Regions from separate parts of the Homo sapiens genome. Here region 2 is linked to region 1. The links are chromatin loops, found by intact Hi-C in ENCODE. Cell type or tissue: sigmoid colon. All regions are shown on one strand.

Region 1 (2,500 bases):
AAGGGAAGGTCTTTAGGAAACTCAGAGATTATGCTATGACAAGGGAAAGGACCAATCCACCTTGCCCTCTCTGTCCTCTTAACCCTGAAGCCCTGTTGCCTTAGTGAGGACAGGAGAGATGCCTGGGTGGTAGGGGAGATGTAAGGGAATCATTTGGAGAGGAGCAGAGGCAGCACCAGGAAGCCCCCCTGCTGGCAGCTCAGGACATGAGATCTGTGGAGACCAAGCACCTGCAGACTTCTGGTTCCTCAGGAAAGAACGAAACCTGTTTTCTCCTTGCCTTGTGGTATGAGCCTGCCCTGGTCAGTTGCCTACATGATGCCTGTGCATTATCCAGCAGAACCCAAGACTTTGTTGAAGTTTATTCAAACTACCCTATATGGATACCATCATCCTGTTTTCAACAGCACATGAAACATGAAGCAAAACAAAGGTTGGGGCCCTCGATACCTAAATAAATTGTAGGAGTGTAAGAATGAAAGCCCAGCATAAGTACCCAAGTGGAACTGGACATATACATATATATGCTACATATATGTTACATGTGCATGCATACATACACAAGCACACTCTCATGAACACATACACCTTCTTTATTTAGACATAGAGTAGAGATACATACCATTTGTTCATTGGTATTCACTAAGGATTTGCTGCAGGACTCCCCAAGGATACCAAAATCTACAGATGTTCAAGTCCTTTATGTAAAGTAGTGTAGTATTTGTGTATAACCTACACACATCCTCTCACACACTTTAAAGCATCTCTAGATTACCTATAATACCTACTACAATGTAAATGCTACATAAAGAGTTGTTACAGCATATTATTTAGGGAATAATGGCAAGAAAAATTCTGTACATGTTTAGTACAGACTCAACCATCTATTTTATGGTCAATATTTTCCATCCATGGTTGGTTGAATCCATGCAGAACCCACAGATATGAAGGGATGACTGCATATTCATTTTTTTCTTTATTTTAAGCAAGGAAACTTTAAAACAATATTGCAGCCATTTATTATTTGGATGAGGGTAGGGATGGACCTGGCAGCTGGAAGCTAATGTTCTTTCTATACTACACTCTGATCCTAAAAAGTCCTGTGGCAGGGACTTCCCAAGATGGACAAAAATCCACATCCTTTAGAAACACATTTAACTAAATTACTTATAATTGTAGTCTTTAAGGCTGAGTCTTACAATAGACTACACACCAAACCTTTTAAGGACTAGGAAGGCTCCTGGCAACAGTGAGGCCCACTGCACCAGATGCCAGGATTCAGGCAGCAAACCCGGTCGTGGGGCCAGGAGCAGCTGCTGTAGCAGCCAATTAAAATGGATTCTCCTGAAGAAAAGAACTTTCACGGGAGAGATGGGAACTTCATGAGCAATAAAAGCAAACCCCGTGGCTGTTTCTACTTTTGTTAACCATGGGCTAAAAATACCAAATGAACATCAACAAACCCACACACTTCATCCATCTCTGTCCTCAGAGGAATGCCAGCAAATCTGCCTCCCTTCCAGGGAAATGTCTGACCAGAGAAGGCAGAACTTCAGAGAGCCAAGAGGAGGAAGAAGAAACTTGGAAATCAGCTGTGGACAAAGCTTTTCCACAGAGAAAAGATTTCACCAAGAATTATTATAAAATGAGTTTTTAGGCATTAATCTACTAACACTTATGAAATATGAGTATTTGAAAAGGAGTGTCTGGAGCACCTCTCCATCAAAAATAGAAGAAAATTTGTGAGCAATTTTGGAAGCATTTTACATCCACATCTTACCACTCGCCACGTGAAACAATTACTTTTTTGGGCACTCACAAACTACATATAGCGAGAGATAGTAGGAGCTTCACAAGAGTTGGAGTACCTAAGAGACTCCAAAGACACAGTAGGCAAATGCTAGTCATCCATCCTTAAGATGTTTTTCAGTGTTTACAACATGCAGTGCATTCCTTCAGTAACTATCTGTATTGTTCTTTCCTGCTCCAAAAGGGAGGCCTTAACATAAACAGCTGATGATAATACTAACAAATGAGCCCAGTAACAGACATTTATCCCCAGTGTAATCTAAGAGCAGAAGGTGTAATTAATTCTGCAGGGGGCAGAATTTGGAGAGGAGGTGTCAGGTAAAGCTTCCTTGTAAACATTGGTTTCTTTTGCAGAAAAATCCAGGGCTCTTTATTTCTGCCTGATATGAAACTCTTGACGAATTGTCCTCACCTTTTATATATCCAGCTTATGTCTTGTTTTGTTAATTCCCATATACACCAGGCTACTTACCTTCCCGATTTAATAGATAAGCACCATGAATGTTCTCAACCCATCAAGGCTCAGCTTATTTAACCATTACCCCCTTCCCAGGACTATTCCTGTGATTAAACCAAATGTGAGCATTAGTAAATACTCCTACATTGTATTTAAAGACGTATCCCAGTGTCAGGGATGCACATGGCTGCCAAGCACTTCACCCTGTGAGAATTGCCTTTTTTAACATATAAA
Region 2 (2,500 bases), 62 kb after region 1:
GTATAGCATTAGATGGACTGTAATAGGGGCACTATTTGTTCAAGCATCAGTCATTTCTTGTGCACCTAGTAAATTCTGAGGACTGTGTTTGACACTGAAATACAAAAATGAATAAGCCATGAGCCCTGCCCTCTAGGAGCTCACTGTCACAGAAGGCACATTTAAAGAAACCACCAGTTATGCTCCAGTGGATAAGAGCTTTCATAGAGGTGTGGCTAGATCACAGGGGAAGGACATCTAACTCAGACCTGAGTGTATGCCTGAGAAGGAGGAAGTCAGTGAAGGGGTCCACAAGGAGATGATGAGTGCAGTGCATCTTAAACCATAGCAAGAATAAGCTTTCTGGGCTACAAGAAGAGCTTATATAATAAATCATGAAATGAAATGTAGAATTTTAGAAAAGCACTTAGGAATATGGTGAGATACAGCTAGAAAATTAAGCCAGGATCAGATGATCTATGAAGGCTAAGAAAACGAGTTTAAATTTTACATTGAAGGGAACAATCTATGTGTTGATCTTAGGCAGGTAGATTACACACTGTGGTTTTCATTTTAGAGGGCAGCAATATCTAAGAACAATAAATCTGCAGACATAGGAACCAATTAGGGAAATGTATTGGGTTAAAGATCATTAATATTTTTAAAATTCAATATGTGCTTCCAAGCCAGGGAGCAATTAAATGAATTTTTTTAAAAAATTAGATCTATCCCTCTCAACACACACACACACACACACACACACACTCACACACACACATTTCCTTATTTTCTTACATTAGCAATTGTTATCTGCCTCCATGTATTATCCACGCATATTTCCTTTTTAAATTAAATATATTTAAGTTTTTAAAAAGTTCATGACCCTTAAAGTTTCCACAAAATTAGGATTTGGAATCATTTTTCTGAGATACTTATGGAAAGAAAACTTATATACTGGGGCAACTGTGCAGAAGAACATAAACATTCTATGAACTTTAAGTCAAAATTGCACTTGAAGAATCTCCTCCCACTTCTCTAAGGAAAGGTCCCAGGAAGCACATTAGTGGGATATCTTTTTAGAAGAAAACACATATTTAAAAGATGCAAAAAGAAATTTGTGTATGCCTGAGTAAAATTGAGCTAGGCTCAAATACAAAGAGTTGAAAAGAAAACTTTTCTCCCAATTCCCCACTATACTAAACAGGCTTCGCTAATCTCTTATTTATAAATAGGACTAATTCCTTCTACTTAAGTGACTCCTACAAAAGTAGCTCTTAATTTGGCAGGAATTTCCTCGTATTTACACTAACTATAAACCACCAAACACTTGCCAGAATAATTCATTTCCATTTGAACCACCCAGGAGATTATTTGAGCCAAAAAGAATCAGTTCTGCTTGCGCAAGAAATCAGAGGACACTGCCCAGCCCAGAAGTGGAGCTGGACTCTCACATACTCATGTTTCAGGAGGAAAGTGTGCGTCAGTTTCTCCATAAGTAGTTGCTGAGTGGGCCCCTAAACAAGTGGCTGGGGGCAGGACCAGGCAGAACTGTGTTCGGACAGATGGCATGGTTAGCTCACACTTTCCAGTCCTGGCAAGACCCAGGCGGGCACCATTCTGCACCCTTTTGCTTGCTGGCTGAGGACACTCCACTTACACACAGGAGGGCGTCTGCTCGGCCACCACGAAGCGGCATCTCCCTTTGATGCAGTAATGCTTGTATTGCTTGGGGCACCTAGAGAAGTGGCCTTTCCGCTTTGATTGTGTGGTGGTAGCTGGAAAATGAGAAAAAGTTCAATAAATCAACTCTCTTTAAATATTCACTTGTAAATAGAATCATATTCTTATCTTGCTGCCAGTTTCTCTGTAGAATATGTTTGAATCTCTCATTTTTCTTTCTCTCTGCACTGGGATAAAAGTCAGACTTTTGTGACTCCAAAATAGCTCTAGACATTGGACAATGGGGATTATGGTCAGAATGTTTCCTACTTTAATTAAGATTTGACTTCAACCTACCTTTCAGAAACTTTAGTGTCATTTAAAGGGTAAAACACAAGTATAATAAGAGAGAAGGCTTTCATTCCATGAAAGTTATCAGAGCCACACTAGAGAAGAGAGGTTTTTTGTTTGGTTGGTTTTGGGGTTTGGTTTTGGTTGTTTAACTTAAACATTTACATAGTATTTCCTGAGTGCTAGATGCTGGTCTGTTTGCTTCTTGTATATTATTCATTTAATGTTCATAATAGCCTTGTGAGGTAAGAACCACTCCAATCTCCAATTTACGGATGCACAAAGCACGATACATGGAGGCTAAGTCACCTTCCAAGATCACACAGATAGAAAGTGGAAAAACTGGGACTCAAACCCAGGCAGTCTGCCACTGAGTCCACGTTCTTGACTGCCACATACACTCTGGCATTTGTTGAGCCAGCTGCTCACCAGGTGTCTGTCACCGACTCTCAGCCTGATGCATCCACAAGTCACACCTGCCTCCGTGGGCAATTGTGTCTCTCATTTGGCC

What was found. A loop is a pair of places that touch in the nucleus more often than their neighbours do. Peaks named below come from ENCODE experiments on the same cell type or tissue, not always from the same donor. Only the 100,000 strongest peaks of a DNase experiment are listed, where the experiment ranks them.
Region 2: a loop joins it to region 1, with 2.9 times the contacts of the local background. A loop is called at or near these places in 2 of 110 quality-filtered maps.

What each region holds. Positions count from the first base shown.
Region 1 is chr4:74,691,798-74,694,297 of GRCh38, forward strand. No RefSeq gene overlaps it. Among named protein-coding and RNA genes, the nearest start is that of BTC, 100 kb to the right of the region's middle. In sigmoid colon, no CTCF peak of the experiment used is centred here; a DNase peak (open chromatin) is centred at 1,284.
Region 2 is chr4:74,754,223-74,756,722 of GRCh38, forward strand. It overlaps BTC (betacellulin), which reads right to left. Exons shown (of 6, transcript NM_001729.4): 3 at 1,637-1,754. Among named protein-coding and RNA genes, the nearest start is that of BTC, 39 kb to the right of the region's middle. RefSeq lists a silencer at 223-282. In sigmoid colon, no CTCF peak of the experiment used is centred here; a DNase peak (open chromatin) is centred at 1,499; H3K27ac peaks cover 349 bases.